Linked DNA regions of Homo sapiens: region 1 is linked to region 2. A link is an interaction called in ENCODE POLR2A ChIA-PET data of the cell type or tissue named here. Cell type or tissue: Caco-2. All regions are shown on one strand. Links, peaks and the distances in the headings refer to the core of each region. The heading gives the core; the rest is flanking DNA.

Region 1 (10,311 bases), core at 287-8,286, 87 kb before region 2:
GACTGGTGCGGGCCGGAAGGGACTGTTGAGCCAGGACAACCTCACCAGCATGTCCCTCTGACATGCCCAGGGTTCTCATCCACAGCAGCTGGGTCACCTGATAGGGCCGCCCTGGACTTGGGGTCCCTCCACCTGGGGGCCCCTGGACACTGTCTACTTGGAGACCACTGGCCCCCTTCCCCCAGGGTTGCCCAGATGGGGCCTCCTTTGTTCTGCATTCAGCAGCTATTTATCGAGTACCTACTCTGTCAGGCACTGTCATAGGCGTGGGGCAAAGCAGGAACCAAGAGACGAGGTTCCCTGATCTCATGGGACTTAGGTTCTGGTGAAGGGAGACAATCAGTGCACATGCACACACCCCACACGCATACACACATGAACACATGCACATGTGCACACACAAGTAAGATGGCTTCAGAGAGGGAGAAGCACTGTGAGGCCTCCAGAGGATGTGGCAGTGAGGGACGATGGGGTGAAGTCAGCTGGGCATTCAAAGAAGCTAGACTGAGAACGCCTGAGAAGAACCAGCTACGGGAAGAGCTTTGGGAAGCAAAGGCAGAGGCCCTGGGGTGGGAGCAGGCTTGTTTTATTGGAAGGACCAGAAAACTGGTAAGTGTGACCCAGATCAAGTGTGAGGAGATGAGGCTGGGGATAGTCAGGGGCTGGATCACCCAGGGCCTTGTGGGCCCCACATAGGGTTTTGGGTTTTATTCTCAGGGCAATGGGAAGCTGTTGGATGGTTTGATGAAGGGGAGTGACAGGATCCGATGTACCTATTTAAGAATTTAAGAGGGTCGGGTGCGGTGGCTCATGCCTATAATCCTAGCACTTTGAGAGGCCAAGGTGGGCTGATCACAAGGTCAAGAGTTCGTGACCAGCCTGGCCAATATGGTGAAACCCCATGTCTACTAAAAATACAAAAATTAGCTGGGCATGGTGGCACACACTTGTAGTCCGAGCTACTCGGGAGGCTGAGGCAGAAGAATCGCTTGAACCCAGGAGGCGGAGGTTGCAGTGAGCTCAGATTGCGTCACTGCACTCCAACCTGGGTGACAGAGCGAGACTCCACCTCAAAAAAAAAAAAAAAATTTAAGAGGTCACTCAGTTGTGCTGTGGAGAATGGACCGGAGGGACAAGAGGGGCAGCAGGGATGGTGGGCTGGAGTAGGGTGCTGGCAATGAGGGAGTCTGGCTCAGATGTGGGATGTGTATGGAAGAATATAAATGATGGTGTGGATGTCAGGGTGAGGGAGGAGACAAAACCACGATGACCCCTAGCTTTGTGGCCTGAACTGTGGGTGGCTGAGGGGATCGTTAATTGAATGGGGCAGACTGAGGCTTGTGAGGAAGATCAGAGTCTGGTTCTTGACATGAGATGCCCTTCAGACATCTCTTCACTCAGGTCCAACTAGGGATACAGAAACACTGAATATTTCAACAGCAGAAATTGAATGGGGGGATTGATAGCGCTGGCGAGGGAAGCAGCTGGAAAGAGACAGATGGCACCCTGAGACAGCCCAGAGGTGAATAGGACCCCCAGGCTGCAGGGATAAAGCTCAGTGGTGGTGTTACCTCACCGGGGACCAGGGTCACACAGCAAAGCTGGAACAACAGAGGCGTGTTGTGGGGGAGCCTCAGAGGGGACAAAACCTCTGCCTGAGATCCCACCCCAGGTGGGCATGGGGGCCACTGAGGTTGGGGATGAAAATGCCGGTACCGTCAGTGCACAGCCCTGTTCCAGACAGTGCTGCCTGGAAGATTTCTGGGCTCTCCTGAGGCGCCACCCCGCACCTGAGCCACCTCCTTGGACTCCTGTCCTCTACCCCTTGAGGACCTCCCTCCCTTCTACCCTAGCTGTCTTCTTGAACTTGGGACTCTCCTTTCCCAAGACTTCCATCACTAGCTCCTGGAGGGACTGGACTTTGCATCTTCCCTTCGCGTGGAGCCTCAGTGTGAGAGGCCCTAGCCAATGCGTGCATGTCAGAGGTGGTGGGGACCACATCAGAAGAAGAGGGGGGTGATGAAATTAACAAATAAAAAGTATGGGGAAAACCCAGGTGTCTGAGCGCGTCTGCACATGTCCCAGCAGGGCTAGGTCTCAACTCTGACCCAGCCCCGCATGCTGGATAACTTGGATAATTGCCCTTATGATGGTGCCACTTCCAAGCTGGGGTGGCTTTGTTCCTGGCTGCCCCTCTTAAAGGGGGAAGGGGGAAGGGGGAAGGGTATGCCCCAACAGAAGCATAATAAATACCAATAAACAGCTCTTGTTTCCCAGAAGGGACGCGCTGAGGGCAGACGTGGGCAGTGGAATTTGACCCTTCCCTAGATCTTCCTCAGGGAAACCCCAGTTTGGCTCAGGAGGGAAAACAGGCTGCCTTGGTCCCAGCTACGGCTTTTTGTTGTTGTTTTGTTTTGCTTTTTGAGGGGACAGAGTCTCACTGTTGCCCAGGCTAGTGTGCAGTGGTGTGATCTTGGCTCACTGCAACCTCTATATCCCGGGTTCAAGTGATTTGCATGTCTCAGCCTCCCAAGTAGCTGGGATTACAGGCACGCGCCACCATGCCTGGCTAATTTTTTTCTATCTTTGGAGGAGACAAGGTTTCACCATGTTGGCCAGGCTGGTTTCAAACTCCTGACCTCAAGTGGTCCGCCCACCTTGACTCCCAAAGTGCTGGGATTACAGTCATGAGCCACTGCACTTGGCCTTTTTCTTTTTTTTTTTGAGACAGGGTGTCTCTTTTTCTGTGACACAGGCTGGAGTGAAGTGATGGAATCATTGCTCACTGAAGCCCCAACTTCCTGGGCTCAGGCGATCCCCCCACTTCAGCCTCCCGAGTAGCTGGAACTACAGACGTGTACCACCTCACCCAGCTAATTTTTGTAATTTTGGTAGAGATGAGGTTTCACCATGTTGCCCAGGCTGGTCTTGAATTCTGGAGCTCAAGTGATCCTCCCACCTTGGCCTCCCAAAGTGTTGGGATTATAGGTGTGAGCCACCATGCCTAGCCCAGGCACAGATTTTATTCTGGGCCCCAATAGAAGGGTTCAAACCAGACAGGGCTGAGAATGAAATGAGACCCTAGCACAATGAGCTTTCTTTTTTTTTTTTTTTTTTTCTCTGAGACGGAATCTCGCTCTGTTGCCCAGGCTGGAGTGCAGTGGTGCAATCTCGGCTCACTGCAGGCTCTGCCCACCGGGTTCACGCCATTCTCTCGCCTCAGCCTCCCGAGTAGCTGGGACTACAGGTGCCCACCACCTCGCCTGGCTAATTTTTTGTATTTTTAGTAGAGACGGGGTTTCACCGTGGTAGCCAGGATAGTCTTGATCTCCTGACCTCGTGATCCGCCCGCCTCCCAAAGTGCTGGGATTACAGGCGTGAGCCACCGCGCCCAGCCCAGTGAGCTTTCTCTAATCCATTAGAGTCACAGTCAAAACCGAAAGCATCATGAGAGCTGCTTTACCTGGCATGCACCTAGGCAAACAAAATCCCTGATTCCTCCCAGGTGGGAGCTGGAGATCTCTGTCCTCTCCATCAGCCTCAGCAGCATAGGCATCTTGCTGGGTGTGTTAAACAATGTATCTTTTCTGCACATCCCGGCTCCAAAGTGCAAGCTGGTTTCTTCATCAGGTGCTCAGCGGAGGACGATGTGTGGGACCCAGAGGGTGTGTGAGTCTCCATTATGGGCCAGGAATAACACTGTATTTTCTTTTTCTTTTTTTTCGGAGATGCTCTTGCTTCGTCACTCAGGCTGGAGTGCAGTGATGTGATCTTGGCGCACTGTAGCTTCAACCTCCTGGGGTCAAGTGATCCTCCCACCTCAGCCTCCTAAGTAGCTGGGACTACAGATGCACGCCACCAGGCCCGGCTATTTTTTTTTGGTATTTTTGTAGAGACAGGTTTTCGCTGTATTGCCCAGGTTTAACATGGTATCTTCATACTTTGTGGGCAATTTAAGGGATTTCCAGGGGTTACCTTGACCTCACGTGAGTTTTGCCTTTATGAGCTATTAGTAGCACCTACCCTCCAGGATATGATCGTGGACTTGCATTTATATGAACTGAGCAGCACATGCTGGACAGTTTGCATAGCATACTGCTGTGGTTTCATTTGGTCTCTCCAGCAATCATATGAGGTCAGTAACCCGTAATCCCCATTTGCAGATGAGAAAACAAAAGGTCATAGACATGGTTTAGCTGTTGCATGAGAGCTGTCAATTGACTCTCAGACCTATGTGCCTGACCACCAGGCTCTTCCACCTCCCAAGGAAGGACCCCTTAAATTAGGTCGACATAGCTGAAAGCTGTCCCAGCACACGTTTAGAGGTGATGCCACATGACTACCTGTACCTCACAGCAGGAAGGGTGAGGCTTTTCCAAGCATCTGTAACCACAAATCAAAAGGGTCAACAGTCCACCTCACTCATGCCTGTAATCCCAGCACTTTGAGAGGCCAAGGCAGGCGGATCACGAGGTCAGGAGTTCGAGATCAGCCTGATCCACATGGTGAAACCCTGTGTCTACTAAAAATACAAAAATTAGTTGGGCATGGTGGTGGGCGCCTGTAATCTCAGCTACTCGGGAGGCTGAGGCAGGAGAATTGCTTGAACCTGGAGGCAGAGTTTGCAGTGAGCCAAGATTATGCCACTGTACTCCAGCCTAGGCGACAGAGCAAGACTCTGTCTCAAAAAATAAATAAATAAAAATAAAAATAAATAAATAAAAGTACAAAAATTGGCTGGGCGTGGTGGCGAATGCCTATAATCCCAGCTACTTAGGAGGCTGAGGCAGGAGAATCGCTTGAACCCGGGAGGTGGAGGTTGCAGTGAGCCGAGATTGCACCACTGTACCCCAGCCTGGGCAACAAGAGCGAAACTCCGTCTCAAAAAACAAAAACAATAGCCAATTTCTGCTAGGGATAATGCAGAATATACCAACTAGAAAGCTAAGGAGTGTGAGATTTGCTGCCCTGAGAGAGGGAGTCCTGAGGGCTTGGAGTTCCACCTGCATGAGCAGAAAGGAGCTAAGATTCTTTAGGACTCCTCTGTGTTATGCGTGGACCTCTCAGGTGAAGTGTCTTCCTAGCAGTCATCCTGTGACTTTGCCCTCCTAAGCAGATGATTTGCACCACGACTGGGCCTTTTCTCTGGGATGCATAGCCACACTCCCTCCGACTCTCACAAGTGCTCTATGGTACGTGTTCCTCCCTCCACGTCAGCCCTCTGCCGTCACTTCTCCCTGCACATACCTGAGTGCAAGTGGCGTATGCTGAGGTGGGAGAGAGTCTGGGCATGGAAGGCTGGATGCCTGGTTCTAGGCTATGTGCAGCTCCAAACCCCCTGGGGATTTCAGGGATAGAGGGAATATTTTACTGAGGGCCTACAGCCCTCCAGGCACTGTGCTGGGTGCTTGGTGTGAATCTTATCTTGCCAACATCACTGGGAGGTGCCAGCTTGGTTTTCCATTTTGCCCATTCGAAAGCTCTGTTGACTAAGAACTCAGGGCTAATTAAGAGACGAGCCAGATTGTGACACAAGCCTGTCTCTGTTGCCCCACACGTTACCTCCAAAGTTGCTTTCCTTTTCTAAGCCAATGTCTTCTGATTGCCTAGAATGGGCCCCGCATTGTGCTGGGGGCTGGGGACAGAGTAGTGAATAAGGTCTCTGCCCTCATGGAGCTGATAAGCCAGTGTGGTGCCCAATAATAAGTAAATGATGCTGCATGCTGGAAAGTGATCAGAAAAGGCAGTGAGAGAGCAGGCGTTTGGCACTTGCTATTTTGCTTTTTTTTTTTTTTGAGATGGAGTTTCGTTCTTGTTGTCCAGGCTGGAGTGCAATGGCGTGGTCTCAGCTCCCTGCAATCTCTGCCTCCCGGGTTCAAACGATTCTCTTGCCTCAGCCTCCCAAGTAGCTGGTATTACAGGTGCCTGTCACCACACCTGGCTAATTGTTGTATTTTTAGTAGAGACAGGGTTTCACTATGTTAGCCAGGCTGGTTGTGAACTCCTGATCTCAGGTGATGCACCCACCATGGCCTCCCAAAGTGCTGGGATTACAGGCATGAGCCACTGCACCCGGCCTGAGACTTGCTATTTAACATAGGTGGGATGGGAAGGCCTCTCTTGTAAGACGATACATGAGCAGAAATTAGGGAGTGAGCCAGAGGGACATTTGAGGGAGGAGCAATTCCAGGCCAAGGGAACAGCCAGTGCAAAGGCCCTGAGTTGGAGTGTGCCTGACATTTCAGAGAAACAAGACTCATGTGGTTGGAGCAAAGAAGGAATAAGGGGAGATAGGGAGACAAGGTCACAGAGGGAACAAGAGCTATGTCCTGTAGGTCCCTGCACCACGGTGAGGACTCAAGCTTCCACTCTGTCAGAGATGGCACCATGGGAGGATTCTGAGCTTGGGAAGAATGAGCTCTGACGTAGGTGTTCACAGGATTCCCCTGGGAGGAAGAGGCTAATGGGGTAGGAGAGGGTGGGAAGCCCATGGAGGAAGCCCCTGTGTCCGTGTTGAAGAGGAGAGTGGCTGGAACAAGGTCGGGATAGCAGAGTGGAGAGAAGTGGTGAGATTCTGGATATATTCTGAGAGCAGAACCAGCAGAATTTGTTGACAGATTGGACGCTGGGTGAGAGAGAAAGTGACTGAGCAACGGAACGGGTAGAGTTTGCTCTTTCCTGGCATGGCAAAGACTAGGCAGAGTCAGTTTGGGGGTTGGGGTACATCAGCAGTTAGGTTTTATATATGTTAAATTTGAGGTGGCTGTTAGATACCCCGAGGGAAGATGTCACTCAATGAGTGGATACAGCTCCAGAAAGAGAGAGGGAGAGATAACAGCAAATAATAGTAATATATTAATATTAGAATAGGCCGGGCGTGGTGGCTCACACCTGTAATCCCAGCACTTTGGGAGGCCAAGGCGGGTGGATCACGAGGTCAGGAGATCGAGACCATCCTGGCTACCACAGTGAAACCCCATCTCTACTAAAAATACAAAAACATTAGCCGTGCGTGATGGCGGGCGCCTATAGTCCCAGCTACTCAGGACGCTGAGGCAGGAGAATCGCTTGAACCCGGGAGGCGGAGCTTGCAGTGAGCCAAGATCATGCCACTGCACTCCAGCCTGGGCGACAGAGTGAGACTCTGTCTCAAAAAAAAAAAAAGATAGTTACTATATTATACATATTATAGTAATATTAACAATGATTTTGGCCAGGTGTGGCGGCTCACCCCTGTAATCCCAGCACTTTGGTAGGCCAAGATAGGCAGATTGTTTGAGGTCAGGAGTTTGAGACCAGCCTGGCCAACATGGCGAAACCCTGTCTCTACTAAAAATAGAAAAATTAGCCAGGCGTGGTGGCACACGCTTGCAATCCCAGCTACTTGTAGGGCTGAGGCACGAGAATTGCTTGAGCCCCGGAGGTGGAGGTTGCAGTGAGCTGAGATCATGCCACTGCATTCCAGTTTGGGTGACAGAGCGAGATTGTCTTAAGAAAACAAAAAACAATGATTTTGTTTTGTTTTAAGACAGGGTCTCTCTCTGTCACCTAGGCTGGAGTGCAGTGGCGTGATCACAGCTCACTGCAGCCTTGACTTTCTGGACTCAAGCAATCCTCCTGCCATAGCCTCCAGAATAGTTGGAACTATAGGTGTGAGCCACATGCACAGCTAATTTTTTTTTTTTTTTTTTTGAGATGGAGTCTCGCTCTGTCACCCAGGCTGGAGTGCAGTGGTGCAATCTTGGCTCACTGCAAGCTCCGCCTCCCGGGTTCATGCCATTCTCCTGCCTCAGCCTCCCGAGTAGCTGGGACTACAGGTGCCCGCCACCATGCCCAGCTAATTTTTTGTATTTTTATTAGAGACGGGGTTTCACTGTGTTAGCCAGGATGGTCTTGATCTCCTGACCTCGTGATCCGCCCACCTCAGCCTCCCAAAGTGCTGGGATTACAGGCGTGAGCCACCGTGCCCTTGCCCAGCTAATTTTTAAGAATGTTTTTCTTTTTCTTTTTCTTAGACAGGGTCTCATCTTGTGAGCTCATTGCAGGCTTCACCTTCTGGGCTCAAGTGATCATCCTACCTTAGCCTCTCAGTTAGCTGGGACTTCAGGTTCACGTCACCATGCCCAGCTAATTTTTTTCTTTTTTTTGAGAAGGAGTCTTGCTCTGTCATCCAGGCTGGAGTGTAGTGGTGCAATCTCGGCTCACTGCAACCTCTGCCTCCCGGGTTCAAGTGATTCTCCTGCCTCAGCCTCCCAAGTGCGGGGATTACAGGCACCCACCACCATGCCTGATTAATTTTTGTATTTTTAGTAGAGAAGGGGTTTCACCATGTTGGCCAGGCTGGTCTTGCACTCCTGACCTCAGGTGATCCACCTGCCTCCGCCTCCCAAAGTGCTGGGATTACAGGCATGAGCCACCACGCCCCGCCTCATGCCTGGTTAATTTTTGTGTATTTTTTGTAGACACAGTTTTGCCATGTTGCCCAGGCTGGTCTCAAATTCCTGGGCTCAAGCGATCCTCCTGCCTCAGCCTCCCAAAGTGCTGGGATTATAGGCGTGACTGCTCCTGGCTCAAAAATTTTTTGTAGAGGCCGGGCGCAGTGACTCATGCCTGTAATCCCAGCACTTTGGGAGGCCAAGGTGGGTGGATCACGAGGTCAGGAGATTGAGACCATCCTGGCTAACACGGTGAAACCCTGTCTCTACTAAAAAATACAAAAAATTAGCCGGGCATGGTGGCGGGTGCCTGTAGTCCCAGCTACTCGGGAGGCTGAGACAGGAGAATGGCGTGAACCTGGGAGGCAGAGCTTGCAGTGAGCCAAGATTGCGCCACTGCACTCCAGCCTGGGCGACAGAGCGAGACTCCATCTCAAAAAAAAAAAAAAAATTTTTTTTTTCGTAGAGATGTCTCGCTGTGTCGCCCATGCTAGTCTCCAAATCCTGTCCTGAAGTGATCCTCCTGCCTCAGCCCTCCGAAAGCATTGAGATTAGAGGCAGGAGCCAACACATCCAGCCCACAGTGATTTGAGTTCACACTTTGGCCTTTCCCTGTGTACCATCTCTTGTTCTCACAATAGCCATATGACATGCTAGGGACTGTTAGTCCTATAGGGGGAATCAGGTTCAGAAAGGTTTATGAATTCACTAAGATAACACAGCTAAATGGTGAGGAGTCAAGATTAGATCCCAGGTCTGTCCAATTTTGAGACCTGAACATTTTTTGATCTGCTGTTGGTTGCTTTTGCAGGAAAGAGGGTTGATTGAAGTAGACAGTCCCTAAAAATTCCTTTTTAGGCCAGGCGCGGTGGCTCATGCCTGTAATCCCAGCACTTTGGGAGGCCAAGGCGGGAGGATCACCTGAGGTCGGGAGTTCGAGATCAGCCTGACCAACATGGAGAAACCCCGTCTCTACTAAAAATGCAAAATTAGCTGGGGATGGTGGCGCATGCCTGTAATCCCAACTACTCGGGAGGCTGAGGCAGGAGAATCGCTTGAACCCGGGAGGTGGAGGTTGCAGTGAGCTGAGATCACAACATTGCACTCCAGCCTGGGCAACAAGAGCGAAACTACGTCTCAAAAAAAAAAAAAAAAAAAAGGTCCGGGTGCGGTGGCTCACTCCTGTAATCCCAGCATTTTGGGAGGCCAAGGCAGGCGGATCATGAGGTCATGAGATTGAGACCATCCTGGCTAACACGGTGAAACCCTGTCTCTGCTAAAAAAAAAAAAAAAAAATTAGTTGGGCGTGGTGGCGGGCACCTTTAGTCCCAGCTACTCGGGAGGCTGAGGCAGGAGAATGGCGTGAACCCGGAGCTTACAGTGAGCCAAGATCGCGCCACTGCACTCCAGCCTGGGCAACAGAGTGAGACTCCGTCTCAAAAAAAAAAGAAAAAAAATTCGTTTTTAGCTCCAGAGAGCCTTAAGCTTATAAGTTCTCTGCTTTGGAGACAAAAGTCCCCCACGCCTGTTCGAATTGTGTGCAGGCCAACAGTCCATAGATATGGAGCAAGCAAGGGCGCTCTCCTGTTTTTTCTTTGAACTTCAGTGCCTCCGTCCTCCCAAGACTGACTTTCTGGTTTTGCTTATTTTCAGAATGCAGGCAGCTTCAGGCAGGGAGTCTGCAGCTAAAGAGTTAGTGGTTTTACTTTGTTAGGGTGAGGGCAACTGGGGTTTGGGAGGGATAACTTGACAAAGTCACACACTGCCTGGCGGGGTCACACGTAGGCATCTGTCTTGTCCCCACCTCTCTCACCAATCCTCTCTCTCCACCCAGATTCCTACCCTGGGACAAAATGGATGTAGGCGGAGTTGGTTT
Region 2 (16,713 bases), core at 3,447-11,446:
GGTGGCAGGGGAGAATGTGCTCCTAAAATCTGTTGTTTAGGGCTCAGCCTTTTCTGCTTTTTTCTTCCTATTATTTCTTAACAATGCTGAGGTGGGCAGGGCCCCAGTCCCGGAACAGGTCACCTGTACTTAATAGGAAGGTTTGTTTCCTTTGTTGAAAGGGGTGGATATATAGCCCTGAGTTTGTTTTTTTTTTGTTTTTCTTTACTAGCAATTAGGGAAACATAGAGTGGCTGCTTTCTCTACTAACAGCCTCATAATGGAGCCATCTAAATCTCTTACTGATTCCTCTAACCTCCAGGGAGCCACACCTTTACCCAGTCCTCCTAGATCCTGGGGGAATCAGAGGACCTTGTGTAAGCACTATGTGAGGAAACAAGAAAACCTAGGGGTAAGAACTCTTGTAATTGCCTCTTTTTTTTTTCTTTCTTTTAAAATATTTTAAACTTTTATTTTAGGTTCAGGGCTCCATGTACAGGTTTTTTGTTTTTGTTTTTTGAGACAGAGTCTCGCTCTGTCGCCCAGGCTGGAGTGTAGTGGCGCGATCTCTGCTCACTGCAACCTCCATCTCCTGAGTTCAAGCAGTTCTCCTGCCTCAGCCTCCTGAGTAGCTGGGATTACAGGCGCCAGCCACCACTTCCAGCTAATTTTTATATTTTTATTAGAGACGGGGTTTCACCACGTTGGCCAGGCTGGTCTGGAACTCCTGACCTCAGGCAATCCGCAGCCTCCCAAAATGCTGGAATTACAGGCGTGAGTTACCGTGCCTGGCCTGCAGGTTTGTTATACAGGTAAACTTGTGACTCAGGGGTTTCGTATACAGACTATTTTGTCACTCGGGTACTTAGTACCCAACAGTTTTTTTTTTTTTTTTTCTGATCCTCTCCCTCCTCCCACCCTCCACCCTCAAGTAGGCCCCAGTGTCTGTTGTTCCCCTCTTTCTGTCCATGTGTTCTCATTTAGCTTCCACTTATAAGTGAGAAGACACAGTATTTGGTTTTCTGTTCCTGTATTAGTTTGCTAATCTATTTTATTAAAGTATGTTTCCCTTTCACCCCTCCTCCCTCCCCACCCTAATATTTTAGGGCTAAGCCCTCATCACTGGACACAAAGAAACTGGTTTCTTAGATGCTGCTATGCTTTGGTTCCACCCACCAAGACAATGGGCCTATTTTTTTCTATAATCAAAGGCCCTGTGTTTGGCCCGTACAGTTCTACGTTAAACTGGTGCCAAAGCTCACGCCTTCCTGTTCCGTTCCTTCCAGGTCATCTCAGAATCTGCAGGCTTGTGGGGCAGGGTAGGGAGTCCTGAGTGGTGACCACAGAAAGGGGAAAGCTGTGGGAATCCAAGACAGTTGTTCTTGAGAGAGTCTTCTAGGCCTGTTGGCAGAAGAAGCAGAATTGTGGGCCAGGACCTGGGTCCTGGTGTTGGTGACTGAGCTCTGACTTTGAATGAGTAGATTTGCCTATCTAGGCCTTAGCTGTGCCTGCTGCAAAATGAGATTTGAGATGAACTCAAGCCCTTACAGCTTGACTGCTCTAGCCATGCATTTTCTTTTCTCTTCCTCATTGAAATCTATATCATTCCTTCAGGGCCCAAGGACCCATGCTCAGAAGAAATCAATTTGGCTAATGTCCTTATGAGAGGGGACCAACCCTCAGGCTTTATGTGCTCTTTGGCCTTTTATGCAAGAGTGGTGAGGGTGGATATTTTTGTTCTGGTCTTCTTTTGGTGCTCTTTGATAGCAGGAAGGGCAGAGTCCTGACAGACTGTGAAAGTCTTGACCACCAGCTTAAGGAGTCTGGACTCTTGTGAGTGTGGAACTACCAGAGGCTTAAAGTGGGAAGTGACCTGTGTCTCAGGACACATACTCTAGGAGAAGTGTGGCTGTGCAGAGTCCACATGAGAGACTCAGATCTGAAGTGAGAAATCAGAGGGCATGAAGAACAGGGGCATAGGCGTGAGCCATTTGAGGAAGAGTTGGAGGTCTTTGTGAGTGACCAGAGGGGAGGAGATGGGAAGGAGGGGCCTGAAGATGGCTCCGAGCTGTGTCTAGTTTGGGATTTTGGGTGGACCAGATGTCATTAGCCCCAAGATAAGGGTGGGGCTAGGTTGATTAGGGGCTGAAATGCTAAACCTAGTTTTGAATGTTAGATAAGATGCCTATCGGCCATCCAGGTGGAACTACTGTGTGGGGAGTGGGAAGAATACAGCTGGCGCTGGAGCCAGGGAGTGGTAGAGGGTGAAGAGGAAAGAGGGAGTGAGCTGGGGGGGTCTCTGCCTCTGTAGTAACTTCACACCTGCTCTCCTGCGTCGAGCTCATGGCTGTGTTCTACTCTTTCCCTCTCTGTTCTCTGATCAGAGCAATTTTTCAGGGTTTTGGCTGGATAGATATTATTAGCCCAGGGGTCACATATTTACTACCAATAGGTCTTTTGGAAAATGGGGACTGTGAATCAATGAATGGAGAGGTGAAAAGAGGAGAGTGAAGGAAGGACTTTTGGAGAAAGATAATAGGGAAGAGGAGGCAGGTGAAACACATGCTATAAAATGTGTTAGCATTCATTATAAACTATAAAAAGCACAATGCAAATGTACAGTTCTGCTGAGAACACTGTGACCATGGGTTGGAAGGGGGAGAGGTGAGACTAGGAGGGTAAAGGGGAAGAAGTAGCTTAGAAGGATGAAGCCAAAAGCCAGGCTACTAGATCTAGAAGTCTCCTTGGAAGGCTCTCTACTGCTTAAAAATTACTTGGCCTATCCAATCTCTTTGGTGTAATGAGTTTTTTTTTTTTTTTTTTTTTTTTTTGGAGACAGAGTTTTGCTCTTGTTGCCCAGGCTGGAGTGCAATGGCACAATCTTGACTCACTGCAACCTCCACCTATGGGGTTCAAGTGATTCTTCTGCCTCAGCCTCTGGAATAGACGGGATTACAGGCATGCGCCACCACACCCGGCTAATTTTGTATTTTTAGTAGAGAGGGGGTTTTGCCATGTTGGCCAGGCTGGTCTTGAACTCCCGACCTCAGGTGATCCGCCCGCCTTGGCCTCCCAAAGTGCTGGGATTATAGGCATGAGCCACTGTGCCTGGCCTGGGTGTAATGAGTAATGGGTCTTATATGTTTATATGACGATATTAAATGCTAATAGCCAACAAATATTGTATGCTTACAATTAGTACATCTAACACAGCTAGTGTAACTAATATTGTGTACTAATAGTACGATGAGTGGCCAACAAATATTGTGTGCTCAGTATATACCAGGCAGTGTGCTAAACACTTTAACTAGATTACCTCAGTTGATCCTCACAACAGCACATGCGGCGGGTACTTTTATTGGCCCCATTTTACAGATGAGGGGAGTGAGGTATAGTCATTTGCCCAGGGCCTTGCAGCTTGTATGCTGGAGCCAGAATATGAAGCCAGGCCGCCTGGGGGACTATATAGCATGTGGTCTTAATCACTCAGCAGTTCAGGGTAGTTCAGTACATTCTGTACTTTTCTGTTTTTTTGTTTTTGTTTTTTTTGAGATGGAGTCTTGCTCTGTCACCCAGGCTGGAGTGCAGTGGTGCAATCTCGGCTCACTGCAGCCTCTGCCTCCCAGGTTCAAGTGATTCTCCTGCCTCAGCCTCCCGAGTAGCTGGGACTACAGGCACGCACCACCACGCCCGGCTAATTTTTGTATTTTTAGTAGAGACAGGGTTTCACTGTGTTGGCCAGGGTGGTCTTGAACTCCTGACCTCGTGGTCTGCCCACCTCAGCCTCCCAAAGTGCTGGGATTACAGACGTGAGCCACCGTGCCTGACCTTTTCTGTGTTTTTTTTTGTTTGTTTGTTTTCTTTTGTTTCCTTTTACCTCTGACGAAGACATAGATAAAATGCAGCTCAGGTACAGAAAGTGTCAACTTTCAGGTTGATTCCCAGATTGAGAGCAGGAATGCTGAGGAAAGCAACAGGGTAGGACTTCTCATAGAGTGGTCCTTGGATCATCTGTATTGGGATCTTCGAGGATGTTTATTAAAAACTGAGATCTAGGCTGGGCGTGGTGGCTCACACCTGTAATCCCAGCACTTTGGGAGGCCGAGGTGGGCAGATCACAAGGTCAGGAGATTGAGACCATCCTGGCTAACACGGTGAAAACCCGTCTTTACTAAAAATACAAAAATCAGCCGGGCATGGCGGCAGGCGCCTGTAGTCCTGGCTGATGGGGTGGCTGAGGCAGGAGAATGGCGTGAACCCAGGAGGCGGAGCCTGCAGTGAGCCGAGATTGCACCACTGCACTCCAGCCTGGGCAACAGAGCGAGACTCCATCTCAAAAACAAACAACCGAGATCTAGGCCAGGCGCGATGGCTCGTGTCTGTAATCCCAGCACTTTGGGAGGCCGAGGCGGGGGATCTCTTGAGGTCAGGAGTTCAAGACGAGCCTGGCCAACATGGTGAAACCCTGTCTCTACTAAAAATATAAAAATTAGCTGAGCATGGGGGTGTGCACCTGTACTCTCAGCTACTCAGGAAGATGAGGTGGGAGAATTGCTTGAACCCAGGAGGCAGAGGTTGCAGTGAGCCGAGATCGCGCCACTGCACTCCAGCCTGGGCAACAGAGTGAGACGGTCTCAAAACAAAAACAACAACAAACAAAACAAAAAATACCCTGAGATCTATAGTTATCACTTGGGCCAACTGAAAGAAGAATTTCTCAAACATTGATGTTTGAGACCTACTGATTTAAGGCTGAATGTCTGGTTCTGGAAGGAAATGGAATCTTGGCTTCTTCAGTCACCACAGTTTGGGTCTTGTTCCTCTGTAAAATTAACAATGTAGGCCGGCACGGTGGTTCACGCCTGTAATCCCAGCACTTTGGGAGTCTGAGGCGGGTGGATCACCTGAGGTCAGGAGTTTGAGACCAGCCTGGCCAACATGGTGGAACCCCGTCTCTACTAAAAATACAAAAATTAGCCAGGCTTTGGTAGCGCATGCCTGTAATCCCGGCTACTAGGGAGGCTGAGGCAGGAGAATTGCTTGAACCTAGTGGGTAGAGGTAGCAGTGAGCCAAGATCACGCCACTGCACTCCAGCCTGAGCGACAGAGCGAGACTCCATTTCAAACAAACAAACAAACAAACAAAACCCAAAACAATAATGTGGTCCGTGCTCTCTTTCTTTCTTTGGGCTCTTGGAGGGGTGGGGTGGGAGGACCAAGAGTGGATAAAATTGCACTTGCCTTTATACCAGAGGAGGCACTGTGAGGCAGCATCTCTTACATTTACCTTTCATTTATTTTTCTCCCCCAGATGGGTTTCACTTCTCTCTCTGTCCTGTTGGGGAACTTCCCAGCTGAGGACCTCCATGTGGTTTGGTGCTCGGTTGGGCGATGAGCATTGGGAGGGGAGCAGTTGTAGTGACTTCTCTCGGGCCTGCCATGCTCTGCCATGGAGGTGGAGTGACATGAAGTTTAGCTGCTTCACCTCAGTCTGCTCAAGAGTGGGGACTGCTGAGAGCAGTGAATGGGGGACAGTGGAATTGCAGCCTGGGATGTGAAACGGGGATCCTGTTACCTGCAGCTGTAGTCTTCACGTGTCCTCATCTTTTGTGACTCCCCTAGGGCCCTGAGCTGAGCAAGACAGACAAACAGGAGGAAGTATTAATCTTTCTGCTTCCATCTCATCCACTAGCAAGTTTGGAAGGCCAGTCCAGTTATACCCACTGCCTCGGGTGAGGACATCAGAGAGTTTTATGCAGCTCAGTTTTGGGGATGTTCACACACTCTGGCCTCAGGAAGATCCAGAAGTGAGGGAAAGGCTCTGGGCTGGGAGTGAGGAGGCCTTGTTCTGTGTCAGCTAAGCTACCGACGTTCTTTGTTACCATGAGAAAGTCACTCGCTCACTCTGGACGGGAGTTTTCTTATCTGTAAGCTGTTGGATTTGAGTGAGATCATCTTTTGTGTTCTCAAGTTCTGATTCTGTGATTAACAGTGGTAGGTTGAGGCAGGTGTGGCAGAGCCCCGAATGCTGCTTTTTCTGTCACATGTGCCTCCCTCCCCCAAAAGGAACAAGTAGTGAGTTTTATTTGCATCTCTTCTTGAATAGCTCTGTGTTTCTAAGGGCTGAAGAGGCCCACTGTGGGTGTGGTGAGGAGAGTCTGGAGGCAGGAGCTTCCTTTGGCTCTGGGGAAGGAGGCCCAGTTGGTAGCTTCCCTGCCATTGCACAGACTTCTTATGTTCCAGTAATAACATGACTTCCCTCCCTGTTCTGCCTGCCTCTCTAATATTCAGTTTCTAGAGTAGGCTATGATTGTTTTGATAGATTTCCCAACTGTTTCCTGCCTATGTGTCTTTGAAGCAAATAGCAGGAAATTCTTTTCATAGCCATCAGGGTCTCTGTTTCATATTTCCCCTTTTCCATAGAACCTGACAGATCCAGGGCACAGAGAGACACATGTGCATGTTCCAGCTCCCAGTATTCATACAGATATGGTGAAGGGTAGGTGGAGTTAGATTCTTACGGTTTGGTTAGTATTGTCCGGGGAGCTCCTGTAACACATGTGAGATTCTGTGTTCTGTGATAATGTCTTGTATGTCACTGCTACTTAAGAGTTTAAGGTGAAGCTTTGTGAGTGTATTACATGTGTCTGGTGCATGCGTGTGGGTCAGAATGTGGATCAGTGGCTGCTGATGTGCTGATGCTGAGAGGAAGTGATTTAGGAGCTGGGCTTGCTCTCTTTATGTTTCTGCTTTTTGTGCAATGTCCTGGTAACTTGTCAGAGGCTGGATAAGATGTTAGAAATTTTCTTAATCCAGTCTGAAATCTGCCTTGTTTTATTCCTGGGTATGAATCATGTGAGGGGTTGGGAGGTGGAGGATGAAATTCCCATACCTTCTGAATAGTCCAAGGTCAGTTCTCAGAAATCAGATGTTGGTTGTTTAGCCATCACACCCTTAGATTTATGAGTTGGACCTAGAGGATTTGATCGCTTCTGTGACAGAGGTATCATCCTGTTCCCAGAAAACTGGCGACACGTTGACATGCAGGAAATTGGTCAGATTTATGGCTTGTTTCTAACCAACATGTAGGCGTTCTGCCCTTTAAAAACAATTAAATTTCACTGATGTTTTTCATGTATCTAACAAGGGCCAGTTGCTGAATTCTCAAAGATAAATAAAATAAGCCGGGCGTGGTGGCTCACGCCTGTAATCCCAGCACTTTGGGAGGCCGAGGCAGGTGGATCACTAGGTCAGGAGTTCAAGACAAGCCTGGCCAAGATGGTGAAACCCCACTTCTACTAAAAATACAAAAATTAGCCGGGGTGGTGGCGGGCACCTGTAATCCCAGCTACTTGGGAGGCTGAGGCAGGAGAATCGCTTGAACCCAGGAGGCGGAGGTTGCAGTGAGCCGAGATCGCGCCACTGCACTCCAGCCTGGGCGACAGAGTGAGACTCCATCTCAAAAAAAAAAAAAAAAAAAAAGATAAATAAAATAGGATCTCTTTCCTCAGGAACAAACGGTTTGTCTTTTTTTGAACATGGACTTCTGGGGCTAATTCTCACAGTACCCAACTGTCTGTCTTGCAAGCCTTTGGGAGCTCTCAGAACCAGACAGGCTAGCTCAGTCATGCAGCAGCTGACACAGGAGAGTGGGGTGTGAGTCCAGCCCCTTGCCACTTTCTGACTCTCCCTTTTAGGACACAGTGGCCATGGGAAGGCAAGACACTGGGCTCCTTAAGAAAGGCTGTGGGGGGAATGTGGTGGAGGTGGCAACTGCAATTATCCCTCAGCTTGCCCCTCATCTCTCCAGATACAACAGCATGGCCTCAAGCACACCCAGAAGTGGAGAATGAGTGTATGTTCCCTGGGGGACCAGAAATGGATTTGTTAGTTGTTCTTACAAACTGTAGTAGTGAGATGGCAGGGCAATTTGAGCCTTGCGGAGTCATGAGTCATCCGTAGGGAACTATAATTACTTCTCTCCATTCAGACCAGGATGCTAGGCAGTAGTTAAATGGGGCAGGGCCAGGCACGGTGGCTCATGGCTTTAATCCCAGCAATTTGGGAGGCTGAAGTGGGAGGATTGCTTGAGGCCAAGAGTTTGAGACTAGCCTGGCCAACTTGGTGAAACCTTGTCTCTACTAAAAATATAAAAATTAAGGCTGGGCATGGTGGCTCATGCCTGTAATCCCTGTACTTTGGGAGGCCGAGGTGGGTGGATCACCTGAGGTCAGGAGTTTGAGACCAGCCTGGCCAACATGGTGAAACCCCCATCTCTACCAAAAATACAAAAATTTGCTGGGCGAGGTGGCACACGCCTATAATCCCAGCTACTCAGGAGGCTGAGGCAGGAGAATTGCTTGAACCCGGGAGGAGGAGGTTGCAGGGAGCTAAAATCTTGCCAGTGTACTCCAGCCTGGGTGACAGAGTGAGACTTTGTCTAAAAAAAAATATATATGTATATATATATATATTTATACACACACACACACGCACACATGCACAGATAGATAGACATAGATATCTATATATATAGGTATCTATCTATATATAAAAATTAGCTGGGCATGGTGGTGCACACTTGTAATCCTAGCTACTCGGGAGGCTGAGGCATGAGAATCACTTGAACCCAGCAGGTGGAGGTTGCAGTGAGCTGAGATCATACCACTGCACTCCAGCCTGGGTAATAGAGTGAGACTCCATCTCAAAAAAAGGGAGGGAGGGGCATTTGTGGAGAAAGATGCACAAGAAATGCTCAGGCCAGGCATGGTGGCACATGCCTGTAATCCCAATCCTTTGGGAGGCCGAGGTGGGAGGACTCCTTGAGCCCAGGAATTCAAGACCAGTCTGGGCAACATAGCGAGACCTTATCTCTAAAAAAAAAAAAAAAAAAAAATTTAAAAATTTAGCTGAGTATGGTGACACATGCCTGTAGTCCCAGCTACTTGAGAGGCTGAGGCAAGATGATCACTAGAGCCTTGGTGGTCGAGGCTGCAGTGAGTCATGATTGCCCCACAGCACTCCAGCCTGAGTGACAGAGGGCAGAGTCTGTCTCAAAATAAAAAAATAAAAAAGACATACTCAGACCAACTGGTGCCACATTTTTGTCGGAGGCTCATACATTAAGCTGCTGTCCCCTCCACCACACAGAGGCACAAAGGCAGTGGCAGCTGGGACTTCCTTCCCTGTTTTCTCCCATTCTTCTAATTCTTCATGATGCCCTTTTGTGACTTCTTTCCCCCTTTAATACTGCTTTTGATATCATTTCAGCCTGATGTCACTTGTGCAAAATCACTGGGGGTAGGCTGGGTGAAAATTTTCCAAACCACACATTCTTTTTTTTTTTGGGACAGAGTCTCACTCTGTTGCACAGGCTGGAGTACCATGTCACAATCACGACTCACTGCAGCCATGACCTTTTGGGCTTAAGTGATTTTCCTGCCTCAGCTTCCGGAGCAGCTGGCGCATGCGACCACACTTGGCTAATTTTTTGTAGAGACAGGGTCTCACTTTGTTGCCTACACTGGTCTCAAACTCCTGGGCTCATGTGATCCTCCTGCATCAGCCTCCCAAAGTGCTAGGATTATATATCAGCTTGAGCTGCTGTACTCAGCCCAAACCCCACATTCTTTTTTTATTTTTGTTTTTTATTTTTTGAGACAGGGTCTTGCTGTATCACCCAGGCTGAAGTGCAGTGGTGTGAACATACCTCACTGCAGTCTCAACCTCCTGGGCTCAAGCGATCCTCCCACCTCAGCCTCCTGGGTAGCTGAGACCACAGGTGTGAGGTGTGTGCCACCACATGTGGCTAACTTTTTAACTTATTTTTGTAGGGACGGGGTCTTGCTATATTGTTCAGGTTAGTCTCTAGCTCCTGGGCTCAAGTGATCCTCCTGCCTCAGCCTCCCATAGTGCTGGGATTATAGGCATGAGCCACTGCGTCTGGCCCAAACCCCATGTTTTTTTTTTTTTTTTTGAGACGGATTCTCTGTCGCCTAGGCTGCAGTGCGATGGTGTGATCTTGGCTCACTGCAATCTCTGCCTCTTGGGTTCAAGTGATTCTCCTGCCTCAGCCTCCCTAGTAGCCAGGATTACAGGTGCCCACCACCGCACCCAGCTAATTTTTGTTTGTATTTTTAGTAGAGACAGGGTTTCACCATATTGGCCAGGATGGTCTCGAACTCCTGACCTCAGCTGATCCACCCACTTGGGCCTCTCAAAATGCTGGGATTATAGGTCTGAGCCACCACGCCTGGCCCCAAACCCCACATTCTTAATGGCAGCTCTGGGCCCTACATAATTTCACTTCTTCAGGGTGACCCTGGGAACTTAATTCTAACTTGGGTCCTATTGTAGCTCTTTAACCACCCCAACAGCTCTGTAAGTATAGTTCAGCTTGAGAGAAAGAGACACAGAGAGAGAAACTTCAAGCACTGGGTGTTTGGTGCCTTGGGAGTCAGACAGACTGGACCTGGATTTAAATCCACTTTGTTCTCTATTATCTGCGTGATCTTGGACAACTGACTTAAGCTCTCTAGGGCTCAATTGCGACATTTGTAAAATGAAGATGATACCATGTAATAGTTATAATAGCTACTGTATTGAGCACTTTATATTTATTAATACAGTTAATCCCCATATATCTCTAGGAATTAGGTACTATTGTAGTTGTCATTTCTCAGATAAGAAAACTGAGGCATAGAGAGGTTAAGCAGCATGCCAACAGTAACACAATTCTTAAGTTGTGGAGCTGGGATTCTGAACATGGAAGCCCAACCTCAGAGCCTGTGTCCTTAACTACTGCAGTGGACTATAGTCCACAGAATGTTAACAAGGATTGAGGTGGGGGGAAAAAAACAAAAAAGCCCCCCAAAAACACAAAGCATTTAAAGTACCAGGTATAGAGCTTGGCAATAAGTTATTAAATTACATAACTGATGGCAGTAAATGGCAGCTGTTGCCGCCAGGGTAGAAAAGCCTGTTTTCCAAGCTGTGTTTCCCCATGGGCACACGGAGGATGTGGCCCTCAGTCAGGGCAAGGCAGGAGAGAGACGGGTCTTCCCGCTGTCCAGGGTTTGCAAGGTGTCAGGGCTTCTTCCACTCCGACTCTGTTAGACACAGTTTGTTGGCAAAGTCTTGTTTCTCTAATCCCAAAGTTGCCTAACAGGCCCCGAAAGGAAAACACAGGAGCAGGGTGGCCATAGGAAAGGGCTCCCTTCCAGTGAGCCAGTTGCTCAAGAATCACTTTTCTCACTGCTTCAGAGGAATCTGGCTTTTTGTATCCTGCTGTCTTACCCATTTGGTCAGGGCTCCTGGATAAGCTACCTGGGGAACAGAGTGGGGCCTCTGCCTAAATTGGCACAAGGTGAAGAGTCAATGCCAAGAAACAAAGGAGACCCTGCAGGGACCTGGGGAAACCCAAATCTGGGCTTCAGGGGAAGGGAGCATCAAGCCTGCTCTGATTCTTTGTCATGTATACTTTGGCCCTCTGCCTGGGCTTGTGAATGTCTTGGTTAGTCACTGAGCAGTTCGGGTGCACCTGTCCCATTCAAGACACCAACTGGGTTAGAGGCAGCATGGTTTTTGGCTAAATGTTTTTATGGAAGCTGAGGAACCTGCATTTCACTATAGCTCTGCCACTTTTTAGTTAAGTTGTGTGATCTTGACAGTTTACTCTTTTGTGAGCCTCACTTTTCTCATTTGAGAAAATTATGAAGATCTTTTTTGAGACAGAGTCTCATTCTGTTACCAGGCTGGAGTGCAGTGGCTTGATCACAGCTCACTGTAGCCTCGTCTTCCTGGGCTCAAGCAATTTTCCCATCTCAGCCTCCCAAGTAGCTGGGACTACAGATGTGTGCCACCATGCCTGGCTAATTTTTAAATTTCTTGTGGAGATGAAGTCTCTCTATATTGCCCAGGCTCGTCTGAAACTGCTGGGCTCAAGCAGTCCTCCCACCTCAGCCACCTAAAGTTCTGGAATTATAGGCGTGAGCCACCGTGCCTGGCTGAATTATGAGGATCAAATGACATCATGTACACAAAGGCCTTAGAACAGCAACTTACACATTATAGGTGCTCAGTAAATGCTCATAGTCACAGGTTAGGTGCAGTTGGGAGCTGTGGAGAAATATAAAGTACAATCTCTTGCCTTTAAGGAGGTTGCAGTCTAGATGGGGTGAGAGGTAATAAGATAGAAGATCATGTAAATCACAATGTTGGGAATGCATGTAAAATAATACTGGCTGGTTGTGCGCAGTGGTATTATTGTAGCCAATGAGGTTTATCCGAGGTGCAATTATTGTGAATGGGAAACTTTCGCAATAACATCAGCCAACAAGTGTCATGGACCATGAAGGCTTTGGGAGTTCAGAGCTATGAGAGCTGCCCCATGGGCTAAGCCAGGGAAGGCTTTCTGAACAAGTGAGTGTTGCAAACCTGCAAAGGTTGGAGAGGAAGGTGGAGGGACACTCCAGAAAAAGAACAGAATGAGGCCAAGTAGCATAAGTTCAGAGGATAGGAAGAAAACAGATTGGAACCAAGGGCTTGTAGGAGACATGAGAGGGAAATGAGATTGAATAGGTGGGTTGAGGTCAGGTTGTAAAGAGCTTTGAATGCCGTGCTAAGGAGTTTGGAATTTATCTGAAGGTTTTTGAGGAGGGGAATGATGTTCATATTGTGACCTTGATTTGGCCATGTATTCTTTTAATTTCTCTGGACCTTAGATCCCTTATCTATACAGTAAGAAGTTTGGATCATGTGATTGTAGAGGAGTTTCTCTAGCTAGAGAGTTTATGATTCTATGATACAGGAAGACTATTTTATTTTTGTCTTTATTTATTTATTTATTTTTGAGATGGCGTCTTGCTCTGTTGCCCAGGCTGGAGTGCAGTGGCACGATCTCGGGGCTCACTGCAAGCTCCGCCTCCCTTGTTCACGCCATTCTCCTGCCTCAGCCTCCTGAGTAGCTGGGACTACAGGTGCCCGCCACCATGCCTGGCTAATTTTTTTTTTTTGTATTTTTAGTAGAGACAGGGTTTCACCGTGTTAGCCAGGATGGTCTCAATCTCCTGACCTCGTGATCCGCCCCCCTCAGCCTCCTAAAGTGCTGGGATTACAGGCGTAAGCCACCGTGCCCAGCCGAGGACTTCAATATTTAAAGGAGAAAGAACAGGCAGGAGGAGGAGGAGGAAAGAAAAAGAAAGGGGAGGGTAGGCAGTGAGGCAAACAGTTACATTCTTGGGAGGCTTTGATTAGCACTCAGTGAATTCGCATTTTACATGTGAAAAGAAAGGAATGGAGGGGAAGTCAATTATGCATTTATCTAGTGCTCAATAGATCTACATTTTACATAAGATAATGTAAGACTGTGAAATTACAGCTATCTGTTTAGGAACAAAAAGAAGGCAGTTTCTGCATGACTCAGTTCCCAAGCTTAACTTTTCCCTTTGGCATAGTGAATTTGGGATCCCAAGATTTTATTTTCCTTTCACAAACTCAATACATTGATTAAGTTTAAGACTTCACCATGTGCCTCACACATGGAATCCAGTAAATGTTTGGTGCTGTTTATTCACTCATTGAATTCCTTAATAAGCATGTAGTTTCCTGAATGCCTGCTAGATACTAAGCACTATATTAGGTACTAAGTATATTAATGGAAATAAAAACATGGTGGCCCTTAAGGAGCTCATAGTCTTTTAAAGGAGACAAGTCAAACAGTTACAGAACAGAATGACAAGCATGGGTCAGGCACGGTGGCTCATGCCTGTAATCCCAGCACTTTGGGAGGCTGAGGCAGTTGGATCACCTGAGGTCAGGAGTTTGAGACTAGCTTGGCCAACATGGAGAAACCCCATCTCTACTAAAAATACAAAAATTAGCCAGGCATGATGATGGGTGCCTGTAGTCCCAGCTACTTGGGAGGCTGAGGCAGGAGAATTGCTTGAACTCGGGAGGCGGAAGTTGCAGTGAGCTGAGATCGTGCCATTGTACTCCAGCCTGGGCGACAAGAGCGAGACTCTGTCGCAAAAAAAAAAAAAAAAAAAAAAAAGAATAACAAGCGTTATGATTAAAGGACAAATCAAGTGTTACAGGAGCATAGGGGAGGGCTTACTAACTCATCCTGGGATGAGAATGCTGAGAACAGAGAAACCTTTTCTTTTCTTCTCTTTTCTTTCTATTTTTAAGAGCTAAGTTCTGAAAGAGGAGTAGAAATTGAGAGGAGGGCCGTCTAGGGAGAAGGAACAATACACGCAAAGTCTGTGATGTGAGGGAGTGCAAAGTCAGTGATGTGTTCCGGGAACTGCAAGTAGCTGAGCCTGTTGTCACAGAGAGTACACAGGCACAGTGATTAGAAGTAATCAGGGACCAGATTACGAAGAGCCTGGTATGCTTGGTGAAGAAGTTTAGATTTTATCCTCAAGGTGATGGAGAACTATACCTAGATTTTAGGCAGGGTATTGATGTAACCACCCAATGGGTTCTTCCTGCCTGCTGTACAAATAATGACCACAGCATTGCAGTAAAGAAAGAGTTTATGCGGTGGGACGAAAGAGTTTAATTGACACAAGGCTGGCCACACCACATGGGAGATGGAGTTGTTATTCAAATCAACCTCATCTTCAGCTCATAGGTTAGAGGTTTTTATTTTTTTCCTATTTTATTTTATTTTATTATTATTATACTTTAAGTTTTAGGGTACATGTGCACAATGTGCAGGTTTGTTACGTATGTATACGTGTGCCATGTTGGTGTGCTGCACCCATTAACTCGTCATTTAGCATTAGGTATATCTCCAAATGCTATCCCTCCCCCCTCCCCCCAGGTTAGAGGTTTTTCAAAGGCAGTTTGGGGGAAGGGGTTGGAGTGCTTGCGGCTGATTGGTTTGGGTGGAGATGAAATCATAGGATCTTGAAGCTGCTCTCTTTAGCGAGTTGCTTCTGGCTAGGGCCACAGGAGTGGAGTTGGCAGGTCCAGGTGGAGCTCTGGGTGTCAGACATGCAAAAAACCTGAAAAGATATCTCAAAAGGCCAATCTACAACAGTGATGTTATGTGCAGGACATATCTGGTGACCAGTCTACAGCTTAGCAGAATTCAGGTTCCTCTCCTCCCTCTATCCTGATGGCCTTTCATTAGCTTTACAAAGGTGGTTGAGTTTTGGGGAAGGTTTCTTATCATTTAAACTATAAACCAAATGTCTCCCAAAGTTAGTTTAGCCTAAGCATAGGAATGATTAAGGGAAAGGCAAGATGGGGGAGCATGGGTTAGATAAGATCTCTTACTGCCATATTTTTTTCACTGTTATAATTTTTCCAAAGGCAGTATCATTGACATTAGCAGACTTGTGTTTTAGGGTGATCTCTTTGACTGTCAAAGTGGAGGACAGATTGAATCTATGAGTTAGGGGAAGATGAAGCCCAGAAGCAGGATAAGTTGCGTTAGCTGTGATTGCTGCTTTCTTCTCTGGGATGCCCCTTTCCATCTTTACAGATCTTGCCTGTAGTACTTGCCATAGCACCAGGCAAATAGAAGGCATTTTACATCATGTGTTGGTTACTCCACTGCTGTGGCTTGTGCTAACAGTGACTGGGGCACTGATTTGAAAGTAAAGTGAGCACCCTTTTTCCTGTGGTCACAAATCAGGCAAAATTGCTTTCTTGGTTAGAACTGACGTGGAAGATACACACACACACACACACACACACACACACACAAATACACACACACATACAAACACACACATATATTTTTTGAGGCAGTCACTCAATCGCCCAGGTTGGAGTGCAGTGGCATGATCTTGGCTCACTGCAGTCTCCGCCTCCTGGGTTCAAGCAAGTCTTCTGCCTTAGCCTCCTGAGTAGCTGGGATTACAGGCGTGCGCCACCACGCCCAGCTAATTTTTGTATTTTCATTTGAGATGAGGTTTCACCATGTTGGTCAGGCTGGTCTTGAACTCCTGACCTCAAATGATCCCCCTACCTCAGCCTCCCAAAGTGCTGAGATTACAGGCGTGAGCCATCGTGCCCAGCCAGAAGATATGTTTGGCTCTTCTCAAGATGTCTCCATAGGCATTTTCCATTTTGTGAAGAGTCTTTGTTCCAAAGTTGACAGTGGGTTCCTTTAGGGCAGGAAACATATTTTTATTCATTTTTGTAGTCCCTGGACTTATCACAATACGTGATACATACTAGGCAATGATAGATATTTGTTTCATGAATTTGAAATTCATGTTTTGTATTTGAAATATGTTTCATGAAATATGCTGTAAATGTTGATTAGGTGCTCGGATTCCCCCTCAAAAGCCTTTTAAATCTAGAGCCTAATGGGGTACTGGGCATATCTAAGGCCTGAGAAGGAGGGAAACTCTAGGAAATGGCAGGAATTAGCAGAATGGAAGTAAGTTACTTCCCAGAAGTATTTAGCAGTTGAACTGAGACAGTTCCAGAAAGATTCTGGGCCAAAGGTTTTTAGAAAGACCTACTGGGGAGATTGGGAAGTTCTGAATTCCTTTTGCTACCTACTGTTATACAAATCGCTTTTGTTCTTCCTCATATACTTTAAAATACATTTGGCTGGCACAGTGGCTGATGCCTGTAATCCCAACACTTTGGAAGGCCAAGGTAGGAAGATTGCTTGAGGCCAGGAGTCCAAGAGCAGCCTGGGCAACACAGCAAGATCTCCATTAAAAAATTAGCCAGGTGTGGTGGCATGCACCTGTTGTCCCAGCTACTTGG

The links. ChIA-PET counts read pairs that join two places held together with the same protein. Peaks named below come from ENCODE experiments on the same cell type or tissue, not always from the same donor. Only the 100,000 strongest peaks of a DNase experiment are listed, where the experiment ranks them.
Region 1: POLR2A ChIA-PET joins it to region 2 with 8 read pairs; 6 of 35 experiments call an interaction of 5 or more read pairs at or near these places.

The regions. Positions count from the first base shown.
Region 1 is chr19:42,376,715-42,387,025 of GRCh38, forward strand. It overlaps MEGF8 (multiple EGF like domains 8), which reads left to right. Exons shown (of 42, transcript NM_001271938.2): 42 at 1-2,051. The coding sequence ends at 61. CNFN (cornifelin) reads right to left here. Exons shown (of 4, transcript NM_032488.4): 4 at 10,305-10,311. Among named protein-coding and RNA genes, the nearest start is that of CNFN, 8.4 kb to the right of the region's middle. In Caco-2, for the core only: no CTCF peak of the experiment used is centred there; no DNase peak of the experiment used is centred there.
Region 2 is chr19:42,460,652-42,477,364 of GRCh38, forward strand. All of the region lies in intron 1 of LIPE-AS1 (LIPE antisense RNA 1), which reads left to right. It also overlaps the pseudogene RNU4-60P. Among named protein-coding and RNA genes, the nearest start is that of CXCL17, 26 kb to the left of the region's middle. RefSeq lists enhancers at 4,986-5,486, 5,231-5,440, 10,661-11,641, 12,622-13,602. In Caco-2, for the core only: no CTCF peak of the experiment used is centred there; a DNase peak (open chromatin) is centred at 7,969.